3 separate regions of the Homo sapiens genome follow, and all the other regions are linked to region 2. A link is a loop called in an ENCODE intact Hi-C map of the cell type or tissue named here. Cell type or tissue: heart right ventricle. All regions are shown on one strand.

Evidence for each region. Hi-C counts contacts between places; a loop is a spot of excess contacts. Peaks named below come from ENCODE experiments on the same cell type or tissue, not always from the same donor. Only the 100,000 strongest peaks of a DNase experiment are listed, where the experiment ranks them.
Region 1: a loop joins it to region 2, with 4 times the contacts of the local background. A loop is called at or near these places in 16 of 110 quality-filtered maps.
Region 3: a loop joins it to region 2, with 18 times the contacts of the local background. A loop is called at or near these places in 53 of 110 quality-filtered maps.

What each region holds. Positions count from the first base shown.
Region 1 is chr15:79,765,336-79,773,335 of GRCh38, reverse strand. No RefSeq gene overlaps it. Among named protein-coding and RNA genes, the nearest start is that of TRC-GCA5-1, 25 kb to the right of the region's middle. In heart right ventricle, a CTCF peak has its summit at 3,993 (motif pointing left); no DNase peak of the experiment used is centred here.
Region 2 is chr15:79,988,901-79,996,900 of GRCh38, reverse strand. No RefSeq gene overlaps it. Among named protein-coding and RNA genes, the nearest start is that of BCL2A1, 22 kb to the right of the region's middle. In heart right ventricle, CTCF peaks have their summits at 3,098 and 3,320 (motif pointing right); DNase peaks (open chromatin) are centred at 3,000 and 3,320; H3K27ac peaks cover 327 bases; H3K27me3 peaks cover 22 bases.
Region 3 is chr15:79,376,960-79,384,959 of GRCh38, reverse strand. It overlaps a transcript of TMED3 not described here. Among named protein-coding and RNA genes, the nearest start is that of MINAR1, 51 kb to the left of the region's middle. RefSeq lists an enhancer at 3,484-3,693 and a silencer at 3,784-3,833. In heart right ventricle, a CTCF peak has its summit at 3,746 (motif pointing left); a DNase peak (open chromatin) is centred at 3,729.

The sequences.
Region 1 (8,000 bases), 220 kb after region 2:
GATGACCAGCATGGACGGGCCAGCATCCTGGCACAACTGAAACAAAGAAGGCTTTTTCTTTCCTTTCAGAATTTTTCTCTTTGCCCAAGAGGCCACTAAATCTCTACTGGATTGTTTTCCGACAATAGCAATGTGGGTTTGGGTGACACTGGGCACTGCATCCTGAAAAATGAATGTCCCCTGGGACAACTGCTTTGGTATCTAAGGATGTTGGTGGCTAAGGCTGGTACTCTGATAACTTTCTGTAGCCTATGGACACTTAGAGTCTAAAATATTGAGCCTGAAAGAGTTTGAACCACTCCAGGGAAAGAGCCCAGACTGTGAGCTGCTGACAGAGGCTTCTCTCTACTCAGGCTGTAACCTTAATGGCTGGGATTGACAGATTGAATTGAAGGATCAGCGAGCAAAAGAAGCCATGAGAATTTACATGAACTTTAAGTTACGAGGGAAGGGAACTTATGTTTTTGGACTTGAACTTTTCTTGGGAAATTAGACATGAGAGGAGGTCTACCTTAGAGCACTATGTATATGATTGGCATTGTAATTCTTGGAGAAATTCTGTGTTGTCATTTGTATTTGTTACTTACTCTCTGAGCGGGCTATCTAGATAATGTGGGTATGCATAATTTAAAATTAGAGATAGAATAGTGACTGCCGTTCTGGCCTAAAGTTCCGTATGGCCTTTAGCTAATATGCTGTTTAGATCCATCCCGAGTTCTGGAATGGCTGCAAAAACTGAACTGCCTTCACTCCCGAAGGAGAGGTTGCTATTGGCAGAGGAGACACACAGAAAGGAGGAGCAGGCCTGTCTTGATGAAAGTCTGGTCTCCCTCTTCTGTCCCATTTCTCAGGGGACACCAATGCTCCTGGTTGACCATGTGCTTCATTGTGAAGGCCATAGAACAGTCACCTTGAGTAAGGTAAACCATTGTTCCCTACCAGCCTGGCTCCTGGGAACTTCCAGAGTTATGGAAGGGTTGAGGAGAAGGCACTGCTCTTCTTGTCCCCAGTGCCATTGGCACGGCTCACCTGATGATGAGGTTAGAATAGGGCATTGCCCCTGCAGAGCCTAATTTCCCCTCTCATTGGCCCTCTTTTTCTGGGCATTTTTCATGGCATTTTCTGGGAATTTTTCATGCATTCTTGTGTGTGGCAAGCCTAGCTTCTTGGTGAGGAGAGACACAGGTGTCCAGCTGTTCTCTGTGTAACTAGGAGTTACAGCTATTCTCTCTGTAACTAGGATTTCCCTCACGGGGAAGGAGAAGGAAGACTATTTTATCCTTGGAGCTAACTAGCAGCCATCAGACTGACACATTGATCACCATCTGAATTCTGTGGCATCTCTCAATTGGTTAAAGCCCTAGAAAGAAGAGGAATGCTTTATTAGCACTCTACATTCCAGCACTTTATTCTATTCTCTTTCCAGTGGCCACGGGTGTCCCACAGAGCAATGCTAGAATCCCATGACCGCAGACATGGTGTGGATTCATCCCCACCCCCTTCTTTGCATAGATTGTTCCTCTGCTGAGGGCCAAGAGCTTTGAGGACAGGGAAAGCCTATCTTGTTGATGGGGCATCCTCAGCAGCTGGCTCAGTACCTGGTGCACTGTCAGCCCTCAATGGCTATTTGTGGAGTCCAGTTGTTCCTTAAAATTGCCAGAGAGGGAAATGCACTTAATCTTCCCTGGAAACACATTGCAAGGCACTGAAATTCTTCCAACTGCCCAACCTGAAATTCTAATGATTACACTATTTTTTTTTCACATTCTGCTAACTCTTAAAAGAGTTTTTTGAGAACTCATTGGTTAATTAGAGAAAGAACTTCCCAGATGCAAAAATAGAGCAGGCTCCCTCGCTGTCCAATATGGCAGCCTCAGGAGCTGCGTGCAGTTACTCCTGATGGAGATGTGCTGCGAATAGAAAATGCACACACACTGGGGTTTGAAGACTTAGTAAAGAATGTAAAAGACTTAATAGTTTTTTCTATTGATTACATGTTGAAATGATAATATATTGGATATACTGATTTAAATAAAATATATATTATTTGTGCTTATTTCACTTGGTTCTTTTTTTATCTTTTAAAAATGTGCCTACTGAAAAATTTAGAATGACATGTGCAGCTTGCATTTGTGGCTTGCATTGTATTTCCACTGGCCAGAGCTGCTCTAAGTTCTGCTGATCTTAATTCTCATCCTGAACCAGGAAGGAAGCCAGGAAGGCAGGGGCTTACTGTGTATCTTTAAGGAAGTCCTTGCTTTTTTCGGCCTCTGTTTTCACTCCTGTGAAGTGGATCCCATACCCCATAAGGTCAGTTCCAAATTTCTGTTTCATGACTTACATAGAAGAAGGGCCAATTTCCCCCGAGGCTCTACCAGAGAGGTGTTCAAATATTTAGTGTCTGGTATAGCATGGCTACCTACTAATCTTGGTAGTTCTTGGCCATCAACAACAGGATGGCTGTGATAGAGTGTCCTGAGTGAACATGTGCTGCAAAGCCACCAACCAGTAGGAAAATCTCATAAACAATAGATGCAAAATTGGCTTAAATAGATTAACGAAATGGGAAGGAGCATGAATGTTCATTTTGCTGCCGATTTAGACATTTTGTTTTTTTGACCTTCGTGACTGAACTGCATCTTGACAACAATTAGAGGATGAATCAAGACCTCGTGTTCAGGCAAACAGCCAGAAGAGGTGCTTAATACAACACAGGAGAGAGATGCTGCATTTGAAACGATGACCCCCCCGTGCCCTAATCACTGTTCCTACAAATTTAAATGTGATACTCCATCCTGGTTATGGAAACAGCAATCTAAATGGCTCGATTTTTCTTCATCAGACTTTGCTTAACACAGACTCATTGAAGTGGAAATCTAGTTTGTACAGAATTATTTACAGTTTGTTGGATTTTTTAAAAGGACCTGTTTATAAGAAGACACATAATGGGCTCCACTGAGCTGGCCTCTGGAATCAGAATCTCATTTCATAAACCCTCTGCTAATGTGTTCTGATCTCTTTACCTCATTCCTCTCATCGGTCCTGCCTGTTGGCCTAATTTCTGAGGTTATGTCCTCACAATGGGCATTCTTTTATTTTTTTCAGCCCGGCATCTGATGTGTACGTCCTACTATAGAAGCCAAAATGGTCAGACATTTGCCATCCCATGTCTGGGTTGCTGGGATGCAGTCATGTGAGCTGGGATGCAGTCATGTGATCCAGGCTTGTCCAAGCAGATGCTCCTACCTGAGACAGTAAAGCTGGAGTTAGCGATGGTGAGAAGCAAGGGACAGAGAATTCATTCCTCTAGCAATGACCTCTACAGTCTCAGGATAGAAGTGATATTCATGGTCTCCAGTGGGCAGCAGGCAGGTGCCAGAAGTAGTGAGTGACCTGCGTGTGGCAGTGATGTTTCAGCTAGACTAAATCAGGCCTATCTTTCCCTATCCCCTCTCAGCATCCACGTCTCCCCCTTATCTTCCTCTACTTTTTAAAAAGGCTGCATTTGCCATTTTCTAATATATCATGTTACTTACTTTCTAAAATGTTTATTGCTTATGGTTTTCCCCACTGGAATGCAAGCTTCATGGGGGTGGGCGCTTTGTCTGTTTTGTTTGCTGACGTATCCCAAGGGCCTGGCACATGGTAGGCACTCCATCCATCGTTGTTAGATTAAATATTTGTTGGAAGGATGAATGAAGTTTTCCTGTGGTGTGATTTTGGTGATCTGGCCCCCTCTGTTCCCTCCTCTTTTTTTCTGAATCTTATTCTACGGCATCCCCGTGGATCTTATGAGTCATCCAATACCATTTCCAATGCATCCCTTTTTTCTCCCCTTAAGTGAACCAGGATCAGTTTCAGTTATTTGCAAGCAAGATCTGAGACTGGAATGGGGTCAAATCCTTTACATTGTGAACATCCATGGGGCATTTTGCCACCAGGGGTTATTTGGCAATTTTTATTTTTTGTTGTCATAACTGGGAGGTGCTACTGCCATCTAATGGGTAGAGGCCAGGGATGCATCTTACCGTGCCCAGCACAGCCCCTGTACAGAAGAATTATCTAGTCCAAAGTGTCAACAGTGCCAAGGTTGAGAAACTCTGTTTCACCTCCTAGGAATGTCCCCGGTGGAATCAGGCGGCCCTGAGGGATGGAGGTGCTGGCTCCAGGGCCTGGGGACCTGGCATTGGATCCTGGCTCTGTCTCTGATTAGTTGTGCAATGAGCGATGAGTCCCTTGTTCCTGCTGACTTATGCTTTCCTGATCTGTTCAATGAGTATGATAATGCCTACTTTTGAGAGGAGTTTAGAGGCTTATAAGAGAAGATACATATGACAGTGGCTCATAGACGCTGATGGGACACGCTAGGTAGGTGCCAGCCCTACCTTCCACTCTGAGTGTCACTATTCTAAAGTGGAGTGTTTCTGGGAATTTTGAACTTCAAGTTAAATCTACAATGCAGTGTTCCTTGGAGTGAAGAGAAAGGGCAATGGGAGCTGTCCTGTTCTGCAGATGGAGCCCAGGGAACGGGACAGCAGGCAAAGAAGGGTCCGGCCAGGAGCTGGGCCTGGCTGTGGTAGCAGAACACCAGCTGCCGCATAAGCTGTCACCTTAAGGGGCTACATTTGCAAGGCCAGCTCTCTCCTGCAGCTGCTTTATTGCTCTTTGTATATCAAGACCCCACCCATGTGGTTTCAAGGTCAAGCTCACTACAGGTGGAGACAGAAGAATCTGAGAACAAGTAGAGTCTTCCTTGCCCAATTATGATTTTTATTCCTATGAAAGTGAAATTTATTAATTTAACTAATATTTCTGAGGGCCTGATTTGGGTCATGGATGATGTTATGAGATGGAGAAACAGAGAATACTTATCAAAGAGCTCAGATTCTCAAAGGGAAGAATTACTGTTCAATAATCATTAAAATAACTTGGGATAAATGGCAACAGATTTATACATAATGTGCCTTGAGGATAAAGGAGCAAGAAACTGTGCCAATGGGGTCTGGGGAACGATTCACAGAGGAGATGACACTGGGACTGAATCTTGTGTGACGAGAAATCATGGGGGGGATTTTCTACTCTGAGAGAATAGCATGTGCAAAGGCCTGGAGGTGGAATAAGCAAGCCCCATGTGGGAGAGCCCCCAGGAATCTCTGTAAGGTTAGAGCAGAGCGCTTGGAAGAAAGAGGTCAGAGATGAGCTCTAAAGCAGTTGTTCTCAGCCTTGGCTGCACACTAAAATCCCTGGGGCTTTTCAAAAGCTATCTTCCTCTAGACCACCCTCACCCCCACCTGCTCAGAAATGGTTTTCCAGGTGACTCCAATGTGCAGCCTAGGTTGGGAGCCCCTGCTCAGAAACAAAGGTTCCACATCAGGAAGGAAGGCAGCAAAGTGTAGTAGTGGGATCAGCTGGGCCTTGGAAACCGGGGTTCAGGTTTTAAGTTTAGATTTAGAATCGGGTTCAAATCCCACATCTATGCTTATAGCTATGTGCTGTAGGTAACTACTTAATCTTCCTGTGACTGATTTACTTTAATTAAAAACTTGGAATAATAAGACTTACCTCTCAAGAGGGTTATAACTTCAAATAAAATAACCCATGTAAAGTGGTTGGCACACTGTAGACTTACAGCAAATGTTAGCTCCTCGCCCCCTTCCCTTACAGTAGTTCCTATTAAGGAATTTAAGCATTGTCCTCTTAGTGATGGGGAGCTGCTCAAAGATAATCAGATGGCATTATTGAATGTGGTTTCTGTCTCTGAAATGCAGAAGATATACCAGAGAGGGGGAAGCTTGTGTGAAAGAATATTGATAAACGTGGCTTTCTGTGTTGTCTAGAATTGCTGTCAATGCCTTAAAGTTGAGGAAAATAAATACTAAATACTAAATATTCCATATTGAGAGAGGTGCCAGAGCCATCTCCCTGTGTCACGGAGAGTACCTTTCTGAAAAGCTTATGCCCCGCTGCCTCTAACCTCCCCAAGAACCAGCACTTGAGTGCCTGCTACATGGAGGGCATGGATGGTCAGTCGGTGTAACTAAGAGAACACTTGGGAGAGGAGACAGGATAATAAGAAGTTTAAGTTTTCAATGCAACTGGACTTAAAAAGAAAATTACCTAAAAGTGACCAGAAAGCTATGTAGGTTTTGCCCTAAGTGTCATCAAGGTGTTGATAAGAGAAACAGACAAGGCAGAGTTGAAGACTCTGAAAAAAAATTCACGTTTGTGTCCCACTGAGTTCAGACCATCAACAAACCAGTTTTATATCTTCAATCTTTAATAATAACAGCAAAATGTTTTATATAACTTTGCAAATAAGATTTAAAGAAATATATGTATTTCACAGAGATTTTGAAATTTATTTTTACAGAGTTGAACACAGCATACTCTTATAATTTACATATGGAGAGTCCATATTTGGGGCTTCTGGCTTCTGCCTGGGATGTGGAGAGCAGGGAGGAAAATCGTTTTCATTTTTACAGCTAAGACAGTATTAGAAACCTACAAATACACAGCTTTTCTTGAATTCATCAGAGAGCTGAGGCTGCCGGACAACTGACTGAAATAAAATCCAGGGAAAGGCACCATCACCAAGGAGAGATGGGTCATGAGCATTTCCTTACCCAGGGTAGATGGCAGTGGATGCTGGTAAGAAGAATTCAGCTAAAACCTTAACGAAATGTTAAAGGCAGAGTGTGGGCTAGTGAGAGAATATATAGTATCTGGGACCACAGACACAAAGGGAATTCCCACCCACCTAAGACTCTTCTCCAAGGATTTCAACAGGTGCTCAGAAAAAAGATTAGGGGCAGGGTGAGAGTCCTAAGAAAGTGTCCATGCTGGTGCAGGACTGGGGGAGTAGAACAGTGTCTTCTCTCTGGGACAAAAGTCCCAAGTCCTGTTGGGACAGGGAAAAATACTTTGCCTATAGGGCACTGGTGAAAACTCATTGCAGCAGGTGGAAGGAAATAGAAAAAACCCTCTGCCCCTAAGAGATGGGTAAGAATATGTGACCAGTCCAGACCTACAAATGGGGGCAGGGAAGGACCACTGAAAATACTCCACCCTTAAGATTTGTGGATACTATGCCTGTCCATGTCTGAGGCTTAATTAAGAATACTAAAAATGCTGCCCCCCATTTTTCACTCACCTCTTCATGCTAATAAATGTCAAGTAACAGTGGTATATTCTGGGAGAGGGACAACAGCATGGGAAGAAATCTCAGAAATTCAGTGCAAAGGGAAGCCCCAAAGTTGTGAGTAGAGCATATGTTAAGAAACCCTCTCTGGCATACCAGCCACTACTCTGAACAAAAAGCAACACTGGAGAATTTTGAAGACTATAGAACACTGAGATTAACCATAACAGCAACAAATTCCAAAACTTGTTTAACTTCCAACTAAGTTGATTCAAACGTCACCTAAAAGTCCTGGCAGGAGGAAAGGCATTTCCAGGCATAATACTTATTTAATACATTCTCTAATATCCTATCAACTTTCAACATGTATTTATGAAGCATACAAAGAAGCAAGAAAAAACCAACACACTGTGAAGAGACAAAGAAATAAACCATAGCAGACTCAGATATGACAGAAGTTGGAACTGTCACACAGGAAATTAAAAACAACAATGATTAATATGTTAAAAATGATAATGGAAAAGGTGGGCAACATGCATGAACCAGATGGTTGATTTTATTAGATGGAAACTATGAAATAATTGGATGAAAATGCTAGGACTGAGAAACATAATAACACAGAAGAATACTTTCTATGGGCTCATTAGTAGACACAACACAGCCAAGGAAATGATCAGTGAACCCGAAGATAAGTTAATCAAAATTAGCTAAATGAAATTTAAAAAGGAAAAAGGTTTTTAAAAAAAGCAACAACCCGCAACAAACCCAGAATAGAGCATTCAAAATCTGTGCCACAATGCCAGTGGTGTAGTACAGCTGGCTTTCACTAGCTTATGAGAGACAGTTATGCACATATATTTCC
Region 2 (8,000 bases):
GGGTTCAAGCAATTTTCCTGTCTCAGCCTCCTGAGTAGCTGGGATTATAGGTGCCCACCACCACACCCAGCTATTTTTTGCATTTTTAGTAGAGATGGGGTTTCACCATGTTGGCCAAGCTGGCCTCGAACTCTTGACTTCAAGTGATCTGCCCACCTTGGCCTCCCAAAGTGCTGGGATTACAGGCATGAGCCACCGTGCCCAGCCCAGTCTTTTTTTTATTACTGAGTAGTATTCTGTTTACATATGTACTATAGTTTGTTTATTCAGTATTCCATTGGAGGACTGCTGAGCTGCATTGTAACCAAAATGAAAATCCTGGGTCCGGGTGCAGTGGCTTACGCCTGTAATCCCAGCACTGTGGGAAGCTGAGGCGGGCAGATCACCTGAGGTCAGGAGTTCCAGACCAGCCTGGCCAACATGGTGAAACCCCGTCTCTACTAAAAATACAAAAATTAGCCAGGTGTGGTGGCGGGCACCTGTGATCCCAGCTACTTGAGAGGCTGAGGCAGGAGAATTGCTTGAACCCAGGAGGCAGAGGTTGCAGTGAGCCAAGATTGCGCCACTGTACTCCAGTCTGGGCAACAAGAGCGAAACTCCGTCTCGAAAAAAAAAAAAAAAAAAAATCCACAGTGATGCCAATGCTGATGCTGGAGCCCCAGGGCCCACACTTTGGGTTCCCAGGGACTCCTATGGTCAGACTGTAGGAAGATCAGTCTTGGGGTGTTGAGAGATGGGAGTGGATTTGGGAGAGCCTGGAACAGAGAGGAGGAATCATGGAAACTGACGAGTGACATGGGGCAGGGGCCGGGACAAAGATTTTCACAGCAGGACTAAATGGAAAAGGGTCAGATGAAGAGCAATTTCTTTTGGATGCAGTTATCATTGTAATAATTATTAGTATTCAAAATAACAAGTATCTTATAAATCTTAATATGAAAGTGTATACTTTTGTTGGGGATGATGCATCCACATTACCACACCAGGCTAATTTTTGTATTTTTAGTAGAGATGGGGTTTCACCGGGTTGGCCTGGCTGGTCTCAAACTCCTGACCTCAGGTGATCCACCCGCCTCGGCCTCCCAAAGTGCTAGGATTACAGGCGTGACCCACCACACCCGGCTGGGGATGCATCTCTTAATGAGACAGATAGGACTTAAAAAATTATGTTATCTATTTGTTTATATATCCATGAGTGACTATTTCTTTTTGCTAGGGGTCAGCATCACTTTTTCTTTTTTCTGTTTTTGTTTATTTTTTTTATGACCATAAGCACTGAGAAATTTTTTTAAAACAAAATAAGTAGATAGGAAGGAAAGATTTGTTATATAAATGTCATTCAATTAGAAATCTCCTCCCAAAATCACATAATAATCTATCATCAGAATTGCTTTTAACAGTGTATCAGCTGATATTTGATTGGTTCCTAGTGATGCTGTCACTGTCTACACTAAAACTTTGAGCTGTCCCTTTGCTCTGGCACCCTAGATTTTCATACCCTGGGGAAAAATGCACCACAGTGGCAGACTAGGATTGTGGAATAGGAAGTAGGAAAGAAAACCCACAGCACAATCCTTCAAATATTGGTTCATTGGCAAGCAATCTGGCTTAGAAAAGAGAACACACGAAATTGAAGATTCTCTTAAAGTTCCATTCCTGGATACCCTTTGGAAAATCTTCGGTACTCTCAGAAGTATATATTCCATATGTGCCTGTTTTTCATTCCTACCACTTTGGGCCACCTTCTTGATCTTGTACAGGCTCCTTTTCTAGAAGCTTGAAAACAACATCCAAGGTCCCCCAGGTACTATCCTATGCTTTTTCTTCTCGTCCCACACGACCCGCTTTTCATGGGTGATTTCAATTTCTTCGAAGACTTCAGAGCTATAAATATGTGAATGACTCCCAGTCTCTGGCTGAAACATCTCTCCAAAGCTCCAGACCCACTGAACTGCCTCCTTTGTTCCTTCAATACCAACTCCACATGTCCTAAGCGGATCTTATCCTCTCCATCAAACCTGCCCTCAGGAGTGTATCCTTTACTTACTCAACTCCTCCAGTTTCCTCATTCCCAAGTCATCGGTCACTGTGGTTTTGCTTCCTTAATGCCTCTCAGATCTGTCTTTTTGTCTCCACCCTGATGATCTTGACCTTAATTTGGGTCTCAAGTATGTCTTCTCTAGTTACAAAGGGGATTACCAAATTACGAAAGCATCTGAACCAGGTTCCTGGTTTCTGGTCCTCTCCCTTCCAGACTCTCCTCTGTTACTAGATTATTCTTTCTAAAATGCAGATCTAGGCCAGGTACAGTGGCTCACACCTGTAATCCCCAGCACTTTGGGAGGCCGAGGCGGGTGGATCACCTGAGGTCAGGAGTTCGAGAACAGACTGGCCATCATGGCGAAACCCCCCTCTGTACTAAAAATACAAAAAATATTAGCCAGGCATGGTGGCAGGCGCCTGTAATCCCAGCTACTCGGGAGGCTGAGGTAGGACAATGGCTTGAACCCAAGAGGCAGAGGTTGCAGTGAGCCCAGATCATGCCGCTGCACTCCAGCCTGGGCAACAAGAGCGAAACTCCATCTCAATAATAATAATAATAATAATAATAATAATAATAATAATAATAAAATAAAATTCAGATCTAACTGAGTCAGTGACTTGCTCCAAGCCCCATAGCCTGCAGGAGAAGGTCTATTCTTCTTAACATCACTTGAAGATCCTTTATGACCTGGCCCCTGGCCACCTGTGGCCTTTCCTCCACTGGTTGTTAACTGGACTTTGCTGAAATTGAAACACTTGCAGTTCTGCCCCAGCTTCTGTTCACTTTTCTATCCCATCCTTCAGCCTGGATCATCTATCTTTAACCTCTTCTCAGTCTGACAGACTCCTACACATGCCAAAGCTTCAGCTCCATGGTAATCTCATCCGGGAGGCTTTCCAATTCACTCTGTGTTCCTCTCTATCAGAGCACTTGGCACATGCAGTTATGATTTTCATGCATTTGGCTGTTCCCTCACTAGACTGTGAGCAACTCAAGGGCCACATCTTCCCTCTCAAATCTCCAGTGTCTTAGCAAAGGTCTGTCACAGACAAGGAACTCCTTGTATTATGAAGGACGTTTGTTGCAAACACAGCAGAACAGCAACTCTGATTTGCAGGTGTTTTCCCATACAGAGTTGCCAGAGGTCTCTGGTTTTCTCAATTCAGGCTAAGCCTTTGGTAATGGTGCCTGCAGCACTTTGCAGTTTGATATTAAGTAGAGAGAGAGGAAGGGGCTCAGGACTACAAAGGTTCCTCCGCTGCAGTTCCATTTGAGAACACGAGATGGCGCCCTGCGGCGGCCTGTTGAGATAGTCTTGGGACATTTTCCTACGTGATAGTCTGCCAAGCCCAGCAACGGCAGAAGCCCCAATAACCCAGAGTTAGAGATGAGATTGATACCCAATTGTTTGTTATGCTGAATAGAGCTATCAAGTGGTTGCATTTATCATTCATTATATGTGAATTTAAGAAAAACAAAAAAAAACTTCTTTTTTTTTTTTGAGACGGAGTCTCGCTTTATCGCCCAGGCTGGAGTGCAGTGGCGCGATCTCGGTTTACTGCAAGCTCCGCCTCCTGGGTTCACGCCATTCTCCTGCCTCAGCCTCCTGAGTAGCTGGGACTACAGGCGCCCGCCACCGCACCCGGCTAATTTTTTGTGTTTTAGTAGAGACGGGGTTTCACCATGTAGGATGGTCTCGATCTCCTGACCTCGTGATCCGCCCGCCTCGGCCTCCCAAAATGCTGGGATTACAAGCGTGAGCCACCGCGCCCAGGCAAAAAAAACTTTTCTTTAAAGACAACTTTGTCTTTAAAGACAAAGTTCCACTCCGTCACCCAGGCTGGGGTGCAGTGGTGTGATTATAGCTCACCGCAATCTCGACCTCCTGGCCTTACATGATCCTCCTGCTTTGGCCTCCCAAAATGTTGGGATTACAGGCGTTAGCCACCATGCCTAGCAGAAAAATTTACAAGTAGCATTTAATCTATGTATTTTGGAGTCAGATGGCCCTGGGTTTTAATCCTGGCTCTGCTACTTACTAGCTGTGTGACCTGTCAAGTTCTGGGTCTTGGGTTCCTCCTCCGTGAAACAGTTAATAAGTCCTTTTACAAACTTTAAATGAGATGAGGTTTGTAGAATTCTCAGTGCGATCCTGGCACATGCTAGATGTTCAGTAAATATTCATTTTTTTTCCCTTTTAAAAATCCTTACGGCTGGGTGCGGTGGTTCATGACTGTAATCCCAGCACTTTGGGAGGCCGAGGCGGGTGGATCACGAGGTCAGAAGTTAGAGACCAGCCTGGACGATATGGTGAAACCCTGTCTCTACTGAAGACAAAAAATACAAAAAATTAGCTGGGCATGGTGGTGCGCACCAGTAGTCCCAACTACTCAGGAGGCTGAGAATCGCTTGAACCTGGGAGGCAGAGGTTGCAGTGAGCCGAGATCATGCCACTGCACTCCAGCCTGGGCAACAGAGTGAGACTTTGTCTAAAAAAAAAAAAAAAAGAAAAATTCTTACGTCACCTTACCATAATCCTTTTACACTCATTGCTTTCTATTTTATTTTATGATAGCTTTTTCTGTTTATGTCTTATTGCTACTTAGTCTAGTCTGGGGAACTCTTTGAGGGCAGGACTTGTCTGATTTTTCTTCATCTTCAGCACCCAGCTCAGTGCTAGGTACATAGCAGGAGTTCAATAAATAATCAATGAAAACATAATGAATGCATCCAGTTTATATGGGTACATTCCCCCTACTTCCCCACCCAATGTCCTCTTACTGGACCACAGAAAAACCTGAGCTATTCAGATAAAGATTCTTCGGCATTTTTTGCTTAAAACACACAACAGGGAAAATCTGATAAAACCTGAACAGTTACTTTTGCCATCATTGACTCCAGAGGCTTGTCTGCCTGCATGTGCCAACTGAAGAGTGGTTTTTTTGTTTTGCTTTGTTTCGTTTTGTTTTGTTTTGTTTTTTGAGACGTAGTCTCACTCTGTCCCCCAGGCTGGAGTGCAGTGGCACGATCTCGGCTCACTGCAACCTCCGCCTCCCGGGTTCAAGTGATTCTCCTGCCTCAGCCTCCCCAGCAGCTAGGATTACAGGCACATGCCACCACGCCCAGCTAATTTTTTGTATTTTTAGTAGAGACAAGGTTTCACCATGTTGACCAGACTGGTCTTGAACTCCTGACCTCAAGTGATCCACCCGCCTCGGCCACCCAAAGTGCTGGGATTACAGGCGTGAGCCACCACGCCCGGCCTGCAGAGTGGTTTGAACAGCAACTTTCCAGGCCTGGTGTGGCGACTCACCCCTGTAAACTCAGCACTTTGGGAGGCCGAGGCAGGCAGATCACCTAAGTTCAGGAGTTTGAGACCAGCCTGGCCAACATGGCGAAAACCTGTCCCTACTAAAAATACAAAAATTAGCCGGGCATCCATGGCACACATCTGTAAATCCCAGCTACTCAGGCGGCTGAGGCATGAGAATCACTTGAACCTAGGAGGCAGAGGTTGCAGTGAGCCGAGATCGTGCCACTGCACTCCAGCCTGGGTGACAGAACGAGACTCCGTCTCCGGAAAAAAAAAAAAAAAAAAGGCAACTTTCCAGGGCAGACTTGCCTGGCTGTGGAGAAAAGTGCAGCCCCTCAGGGCAGACACATGATGCCCTGTTATGGGCAGGAGCCAGCAGCTGGGACTGGCCACTTGGGCTTGGCTGGCAGAGAGGGAACCAAGACAGAAAGGACAGGTGGGCTGGGATTGCCCTCCCTTGGTTTGGACTTAGTCTGAGTCTGTCGTCCTGACAGCGCCTGTGTCATTGTGGGAAGTAGTTCCGGCATCTCCACTGAGAGGGTGTACCTAGGCCTGGAATGATCGCTACCTTTCCTTAGGATGGCCAGCCCATCTAGGTGGGACCACGGGAGTCACCCACCTTGCCTCAGGTTAAGAGAAGACCTCCTGAGCAGGGGCCCTGCACTATGAACAGTTCACCAGTGAGGGGCAATTGAGACATGAGGAGATGCTTTGTGCACAGGCCATGGGGTCTCCAAACCACTGCACTGAGCCCTACCGCTTCCCCCATGCGTTCAAAATGCTACCAAACACAAGGCATGTAATGAACCAGGGAGAAACCACCTCTGACCATTAATTCCTCTGTACCTGGACTAAGATCCACAATGAAGACTCAGCTGTAGGCATAGAGGCTTTGCCCTGGAGGCCTCCTTAATGTCCCCAGCTTGGCCAAGAATTTAAATCCTCTCCTGTCTCTTGTCTAGGACTTTTTACTTTGTACGTACGACAGGTCAAATGATTTGAGAAATGGGAAGTGGGAATAGAAGATTCTGGAAACCCCCCCAAACTGTCCTGATGCTGGAGTGGTGCGGCTGTTCAAACTGTCTGTTGTGGAAGATGGAGATGGGGATACCAAAGATGACAAAGGAAGGGAGTTTCCTGTGGAAGGTACCTTTTATTAAACGGGATGGATGCCTCCCAAGGGTACCAGAAAACAAAGGCTGTAAAGACACTCAAATTCAATGGAACTTCTATTTTATAAAAACTTTTTTTATCAGGGAAAATTTTTAAGTTACACAAAATGGTGAAAGTAGCATAATGAACCCCCACCTGCTTCTCACTCAGCTTCACAAATTTCCAACATTTCACCCATTCTTCCTTCATCTGTCCCCAACTTTTTTTTTGCTAGAGTAGAAGCAACTCTCTTCCCTTATTTTAGGAGACTGCTAAGCCCTTGTAAAGATCTAAGATAAGTATCAAAGATAGAATTTACAGGGCTGGGAGGAACTTGGAAATGTTCTAGTCCAACTTAGGTTACAGGTAGGAAAACTGAAACCCAGAGAGGAAGATGCACACTGGAAGGCTGAGGCTGAGCCTGGGCTAGAGACCAAGCCTAGACCTCCCAGTGGCTGACTCGTCCAGCTTCAGGCAATGAGAAGCCACTGAAGGTTGCAGCAAAATCTATTATGAAGGAGAGAGAGTGTTGCAAGAACACTTGAGACAGTTTCCTGTTCAAAAGTCACGGAGCATCATGAGGAGCTCACATGGACACAGAGCTTAGGAGTTTGCAAAACACCTTCGTTTTGATTAGAACGTTTTATCCTCACGACATCTATGAATGGTACATGTTATCTTTGTAAACCCAATAGGAAATTCAGGAAGCAAAGGGATTTAAGCCAGTGGCTGATCCAGGACTAGCACCAAGGTCTCAGAATGTGTTTTCCAGCCCAGCGTCCTTCTCTTGGTTTGGCTGTGTCCCTGATGAAAGGTGGAGTGCTCCAGAGCTGGGCTGCCTGCTTCTGGGATCCAGTAGCTTTGAGACCCCAAGCATCTCTTGCAGTTTTACCCCAAAGAGGAAAAACCACAAAGACAGTGGTTTTGTGAAGGGTGGAAATCCGGTCTCTTTGGTAAGATCCAGGCATTGGGATGCCATTGTGACTTTGGACTCAAGGTTCCCTACCAAGCAGGAATATCTTCCCTGATGTAGCTGAAGGTGATGCAGAGCTGGGGGAGGGAGGGTCAGAGTATTCCAGAAGCCTTTGGGCATGAAGGGCTACATGCTTGATGGGGAGTGAATCTTTCCTTCACTGCCTGGCCGAGCAGCATCTGAGTGGCAGGGGTGGCCAGTTCTTTAGCACTAAGTCCCAGACACATAACTTTCAAAGGGTCTTGGAACATCAGTACAGTCAGCAAGGGGGAGGCTGCTACTTTCCATTCTGCCCTTAGGCAAGAACTGGGGAGTATAGGAGCGCTATGAGGGCTTACTGTGGGCCAAAGTCCTGTACTAGGTCCTTTAATGGCATTTTTTAAGAAAAATGACTTTCAAAACCTACTATTGCTACTATTCATCCCAGTTTACAGATGAAGCCACTGAGGCTCAGAGAGGTTAGGAAACTTCTCCAGTACCACAGAGTTACAGTGACCAAGCTGGGTCAGAGTCCAGTT
Region 3 (8,000 bases), 610 kb after region 2:
AAGGTGCTGTATTCACTCACGCCTTTCATTCCTCTCCGTGAATGCCACGGACTGCAGCTGCTTCTAATTGGCCATCTTCGCCCCTCTGCTGTTCATTTCTTATACAGATGAGGTCTCACTATGTTACCCAGGTTGGTCTCAAACTCCTGGGCTCGAGCGATTCTCCCACCTCGGCCACCCAAAGTGCTGGGATTACAAGCATGAGCCACCACACCCAGACTGGGTTTTTAAAAATATGTTTTATAAGGTAAAGGTCAAATTTTATTTGATTTTTCTATATGGCTACCCAATTATCTGCTATTATATCCTACCTTCTTCCTACAATCTCATCACCTACTTGAGTATACACATGGTAGACAAGAGGGGAACTTTTTGAGTTTGATTTCTCTTTGTCCCACCAGCTATACTGCCAGGGAATCACAGCATAGTCTGTGCCTCTTGGCATCGCATATGAAGCCCTTCCCTATCTAGCCCTTGCACCATTTCCAGCCTCATGTCTGACCAATAGACTCCCCCAGCTGCATAAGGCCCCTCATCATTCCCAGATGTGCCACACTCTTTCCTATTCCGACAATGATGTATATATCTTTGCCTTTACTTGTGGCATTTACACGTCTACTCATTTTTCAAGATCCTACTCAAATATTACCTCTTCCAAGAAAACTATACGAATATCCCACACTACTATTTATTTCTACCCTGTTCAGAATCCCTCCTATCCTTCAAGTCCTTTGTTTAGTATTAATCACTGCCTCGAGAGAGTTCTGGAGGTTTTGGACTGTTGAAGGAAAGGGAAGATGTACCTTATTGGGTACCTGTGACCTTGCCAATGTTTGAGAAGAAGCTTTTAGAACCTCTGAGCCAGCTCAGGTCACACCACCATCTCCATAGGAACACTGAATTTCCTCCCACAGTTTTGCTTGATGGAACATCCAGGAGCTCTTTGATGATGGGAGGTAGGTTTCTCCGATCTCTTCTCTGGGCTGAATCATGCCCCAGAAATAGGGCCATGAATTATTGGGGTCTTAGAGCTTATGCAGTAAAGGATTAACCCAAAGAAAGTTTTGGCTCTTTACCCCCAGTTTCTGGAAGGTAACATTTAAGCCCTTGGAATGTCCTGGCTTTCAAAAGTGTCTTTATAAACCTAGGACCTTGGGCCATGCCAGATAGTCTGTACTAACCATAAGATTTATGGTGAGGTCCTTGGACAACACAACATCAGCTTTATCTCTGGAGGGGCTAGAGATCAAAGTCAGTCGTATGGTGGCTAGCCATATCTATGTGACTGATTCCTCAATAAAATCTCTGGACACTGAGACTCAAGTGAACTTCCCTAGTTGGCAATACCCTAGGCATATTGTCACACATCGTTGCGGGGAGAGATAAGTGCAGTCTGTATGACTTCACTGGGGAGCGACAAGTGGGAAGCTCCATTCCTGGTCTCTCCTAGACTTTACCTTTTGTACCTTTTCTTATTGTTGATTTTCAAATGTATTCTTCTGCTCTAACAAACTGTAACCATGGGTAAATTGGCTTGCTGAGTTCTGTGACTTCATCTAGTGAAACTCTGAACCTGAGGATGGTGTGAGGGACCTTCCAAACTTTCAGAGCTTCTACTCAATACATTTCTTTTCTCCATCTAAGGGCACAAAGGATCAAATAGATATAATCTTCAACAGCCTTAAGACATTTTCCAAAACAAGATAGCAAAGGCAGCCACATTGGAAATCGGGTAGCTGGATGGTCCCTGAAGATCAATGACTATACTGATTACCACGTAAGCAATAACTGGTGCAGGTGAGAGTGGACAAGGCAGGAAGTGAAGTGCACCATGGCAGTAAAGCTGTGGGTACCTGGCGATCTACAGGCAAAGAGCCATGTCCCGTGGAGCATGCACAGGAGGTAAACAAGCAGTTGGAACAGGTAGATCCCAGATGGTGATCACACTGGAACCCTTAGTGGTGGCGTTGGTGTTGGTGAAGCACTGGGACCCTTGGAAAAGAAATAAATCGTGTTTATGCCCTTGTAATTGACTTTGTCAATGGGAATAAAGACTATATTGTGTTGGTAAGAACAATAGTATGAGATACCCATGAAAGATAATATAAAAGAAGCTTCCCTGCACCTATATCTGAAAACACTACTTCACAAGTAGATGATCTGATTGAAATTCAGGATGAGGAGTGGCAGGAAGGATAGGTGGCTGAAAAAGCCATTAGCCATACTGGTAGAAGTTCAGAGTGAAGTGGAGGACATAGAGAAAGGGATTAAGGTTTCCAGCCAGGAGTTTAGAGGGTAGAGGTAGTGAACTTCTGAGCCAAAGGAGCTGAGCACCCAGAAGAATTGTGAAGGGCAGACACAGCTTCTGGTAGCCTGGGGAAGGCCAGAGGGCCACTGTGGGATAGGTGCTGCCAGTGCAGGCCAGGCATCACTGGAAGAATGACCTCTCCCTTTGCAACAGAACTTTAGCTATGCATTCTGGCATTGGGCTCATGTGGGTATCAGCAAGTAGCAGCTCCAAGCAGGTACTACTGTCAGCCAAGAGAAGGTAGGGCTAGTCACAACTATTTTGTTTTTCAGTGAGGCAGAACACAGAGCAGAGTCTGGGGGTCCAGCCAGCTTATAGCCTCCCTAGAAAGTTCCTTCCAGGAATAATGCCTGCTAAGCTGTTCATTCCAGTTCAGTTCCTCAGTAAAGAGTCAAAACTCAACAGTACCATGAACCCATGACCTGCGCATGGCTTGCATTGTGGCCTTGATGTCTATCTCTTCCTAGGACAGGCCTGCCATTCATGTTGCTGAGGACTGCCGAGAGGATGGGGTGATCTTCATGTCCATAGCTGCAGAGCACAAAACCCAGAAGGGCAGAGACTTCTTCCTGCAAAGTCCAGAAAAATCTAAGCCCTGTTGAATAATGAAGCTCCGCTCAAGCAGCTACTTTGTACACAATGCACATGATTTTACTAATGGGGAAACTGGGGCCCCAAAAGCTTAAATTGCTTCTTCATTAGTGATAGAGCTGGTCACCTCTAGGCTGTGATGCAATATTTTTAAGTCCATATGGATACTTCTGACAGCATTAAGACCCCAGTGAGCTCTGGAAGGAAGAAGGAAGGTGCTTTGAGGACAGGAAGGGCAGCTCTGACATTGTTAAGTCAACAGTCTGAGTTGACTTTGCAATCACAGGACACACAGCCTTTTAAACCAGTGAAAGAATCAGGCAAATGCAACTGTTTATCACCCCAGGGGAGAGCAGGTAGCTCTAATAAGACCAAGCCAGGTGAGAGTGGCTCCAATATGATTTGTCTTCTTTTGTCCCTGTTCTGATGAGATACCAGGTTAAACCTGCCCTCTCAGCCTGGGCACCACTGGGCAGGGGAACAAACCTCTGTGACATTTAGCACTTGTTCTAGACAAAAGTTGCCCAAAAGTGCTAATGGTTCAGAGGAACAATTAGGAGTTTGACTACAGATCACCTGCTACCTCCTTACCGCTCCAGAGGACCTTTTAACCTTCATCCTGTTTTGCTAAGTGTGCATCTCTCAAGCTGTTCATGCTGAAGTGAGCAGAAAATGAGACTAAGAGACATTCACCTTAGCTTCTGTCTGTTGTGGGTTTGTCTCCTTTGGTTCATGGGGTCTGTGTGCACTCTGCCTTGGCTCAGGTTCATTTGTTCAAGGCTGTTAAGGTTACAGACTTAACTGGGTTTCTTTCCTGCCTTAGAGCCCACCAACAACTAGAGGATGCTGCCACCTGGTGGTAGCAATCGCCTTGCATGGGACTCTATACCAGTGAGCATCAAATTGCACTAAAAAGCTAAGATTTTGCAAGAATACCCCTTGCACAGAGACTTGGAAGGGAATCAATTTCCAGGTGCCTCGACTGTCATTCTTAAAATCTGCCTGAAAACAGATTGGAATGATCAGATACAGTCTCCTTGCCCATCTTCTCTTTAAAATGGCATTTTTGGACAAAAAAGAAAGACACATCCTTATCCATCCTGAATCTTACTATTGTGCATTGCCCTGAGCTGTAAAAAAACTGCAGGATGTCAAAGGGACAATTTAAAATACTGTCTTCAAGGACAACTCCATTAGTGATTAATCAAAGCATCATAGGCTTGTCTAGGATTTGTCTGTGTCTGCAGGTCTGGGAGATATTTCTGTGAGGCTAAGTGAGACATCGGAGCCTATGTTGGCCTGTGCTAGAGTGTTCTGAATTTGGATATATTGTAGAGTACCGCAGTGAAGGGTTTCACCTCTTCCATCCCCCAAATATTGCCAAGTAGAGCAGCACTCTTGAGGGAGAGTCCTCTGAAAACATAAAAATGAGCCCCAGAAAATATACCCTCTCTCTCTCTATATATATATATATATATAAAACTATATATATGTAACTACATATATACAACTATATATATAACTACATATATATAACTATATATAACTATATATATAACTATATATAACTATAACTATATATAACTATATATAACCATATATAACATATATAACTATATATAACTATATATATAACTATATATAACTATATATATATTTGAGACTCTCTTTATATATATATGTGTATAACTCTCTCTATATATATATAGTTGAGACAGAGTCTCGCTCTGTCGCCCAGGCTGGAGTACAATGGCACAATCTAGGCTCACTGCAATCTCCACCTCCAGGTTCAAGCGATTCTCCTGCCTCAGCCTCCCGAGTAGCTGGGATTACAGGTGTGTGTCACCACGCCCAGCTAATTTTTGTATTTTTAGTACAGACAGGTTTTCACCATGTTGGTCAGGCTGGTCTCGAACTCCTGACCTCGTGATCCGGCCCCTCCCTCAATATTTAAGTGATTGCTTTTAGACATATATATACCAAGGACCTGCACATCTTAGTGATGCTGATACTTTTAAGCATGATAAGAATGTTTTCTGAGCTACCAGAATTCTCCAGTGTACACTGACTCATTCCTGCAGATAAAAACCTTTTGTGATCTTTCAGATTTGGTGTGTTTCATTCAATAATATAGTTAAAACCTATCACATAACACATCATATTATGAAATATTTATTCCAATTATTCTGCCATTACCTTATTTCAGCTTATAAAATGTTTAATATTTTTCTCTCTTTTTAAGAAAAAACAAAATTATATGCTAGCTGTCAGACTGATTCATTTATACACTTTCATTAAATACATAAGGAAAGTTTGATCAGTATATCTAATGTGATTAATAATTTCTGACTTTATACATGGTTCTTATTTGTTAATTATTTCAAAAAGCTAGCCACCACTGTTTAATACACAAATACATACACATTTTTCAAATAAATGCCTCATATACCTAGCTTCTTAAAGAACAAATTTTAGCCACACTTTACATCGCAGTAATATTAGAGTAATTATTAGATATATATCACTTCATTATTGATTGCTCGTAGTAATATATCTTACAAGATGTGCTTTTAAGTTATTCCTTAATTGTTCTTTGGAAAATACTATTTTTTGAAACACATATTGAAAAATAAAGTCAATCCTTTCTAGTTTTATTAAATAAAGAAAGTAAACCTAATGTGACTGAATACTTTGCCAACAAGAAATTGGCTTTGCTCATTAGGTTATATAGAAGATATTTTCCATCAACTGAATAAGCTAAATCTGCAGTTCTAAGATTTCAATAATGATAAAAATTATTTACAAAGCAGGCAAGACAATTAAGACATTTGATAATATTGGACTGACAAAGGCATACTGAAAGTAAAATTTTAATTTTCCCCACTCTTATTGATTAAATATGGTGCCTGTGAGTAAAGGGGCAACAGTATAATTAATAGTCACTTAATACATGTTGGTAAAGTTTTTTGGTTATATGTTCCAGGAATATAAATAAGAAATCACTTTATGAATGGGAAACATCATTTGAAAATAAGGTGTTTTCCAACTATTTGATTTCAACAACATTGCAGAAAGACCTAATTACGTCATCAACTGATAATGATAGATAAGTATATCACTTTTGCCATATTACTTAGAATTCCAAGAATTGAGTCACAATTCTAAAACATAATTTCTATTCCCACCTCCATATTTCTGAGAACAAGGTTTCTCAGTATTTGTATCTATAAAAATGAAAAAATAGAATAGATACTAAATCATATTACATTTTGGCCATAAGTAAAATTAATCAATGGAATATGATAATGTTTTTGCAAGCATTCATCTCATTAAAAGAATGTATTTACAACAACCTTCCCCTTTTATGTTGTAGTTGGCTGCCTGCCCACCTGTGAGCTCCCATGCCTCATCCTATAGTAGAAAGTCCTCCCTAGAAAGCAGCTGCTCACCCAGTGACCTTAGGCATGTCATATGGTCATGTGACTACTTCTCACCCATAGAAAGGAAGCAGTCACAGTGGGTGGAACTTCCAGGCCAAGGCTCTTAAGAAGGTCTTCCCTATACAATCCTCTTCCTTCTCCAGCTGGATTCTGCTAAGATGACAAGGCGCTCAAGGATGGAGAAGCCATAAAATCAAAAGAGGCTTGAGTCTCCGAATCACTGGACAGAGAGCCACATACCAACTAGAACATCCACCTAAGACTGGAAAATGGGCCAGAGATAAACTTCCATTGTGTTAGGCCACTGGAATTGGGGATTTGTTTAAACAGCCATCCCTACCGTAAATAACACAATACTCAATAATGACTTATCAATATTTATAATACATCTCTGTTGCTTTTAATAAATATATGCTAGTAATGAATTGTATTAATAATTCAATCCGGAAGAATTTTTAACACTTAGAGCCTTATGGTCATAGGAAATTGTTTAGATGTTTAATTTCAATTTCCATTCGTAATTTTGATACAGGGAATTTTGATGGCATGACCAATAAATATTAAAATGTATTATAGCATAAGCTAAAATTATGTATTGGAAGGGATGTGGCAAAATAAATTCAAGCAAATAAAAGGATGATATAAAACTTTTTAACATTATAGAACAGTTTGTTCAGCCGGGCGCGGTGGCTCACGCCTGTAATCCCAGCACTTTGGGAGGCCAAGGCGGGCGGATCATGAGGTCAGGAGATCGAGACCATCCTGGCTAACACGGTGAAACCCCGTCTCTACTAAAAGTACAAAAAATTGGCCCGGCGCGGTGGCGGGCGCCTGTAGTCCCAGCTACTCGGGAGGCTGAGGCAGGCGAATGGGTGAACCCGGGAGGCGGAGCTTGCAGCGAGCCGAGATTGCGCCACTGCAGTCTGGCCTGGGCGAAAGAGCGAGACTCCGTCTCAAAAAAAAAAAAAAAAAAAAAGAACGGTTTGTTCATATGCAATTTTTAAAGATGATCGTTTGCCTTAAGTTGCTACCAGAGTCCTTCACTACTTCTTTAAAAATATTTAAGACTAAAAATCTATGCACTATGGTAGATATTTTAAAAAGTTATTAAAGCATGAATTGGCAAGTGACAGATCTGTATCTGAAGTTAGAGACATCTTTATAATCATTCACTACATGTGCATTTATTGAATACTCTCCATACTTCAGACACTGTATTAGAGACTGTAAAAGTACAAAAATAAGACACACCTACACTCAAAACTCCCTCCCCACACCTGCACTTGAAAATCCCTCCCCACATTCTCTCTCTCTCTCTCTCTCACACACACACACACACACACACACACATGCACACACTCTCCACTTAGGGTTTGCTATTTTGAATACCTAGGATGACATATCCACCTCACCCTAGAAAGTAGGCCCACTGTAGAAAAGAAAATAGGCCCACGTGAGCAAGAAAATGGCTCAACCTAAAATTGCAAATAAAAGAGTGATCTTGTTCATTTAGATATTCTGTACTTTTTTATGACACCTGTAATACCTGTAATCTCTGCTCCCTGGTATCCCTCTAGTTCTTCCCAAAGTGGCAATGCCAACAGCTAATTCCAGGTTTTCTCAGCTTCATGAAGACCTACCAGTAAGTAGTCACAGTCTTG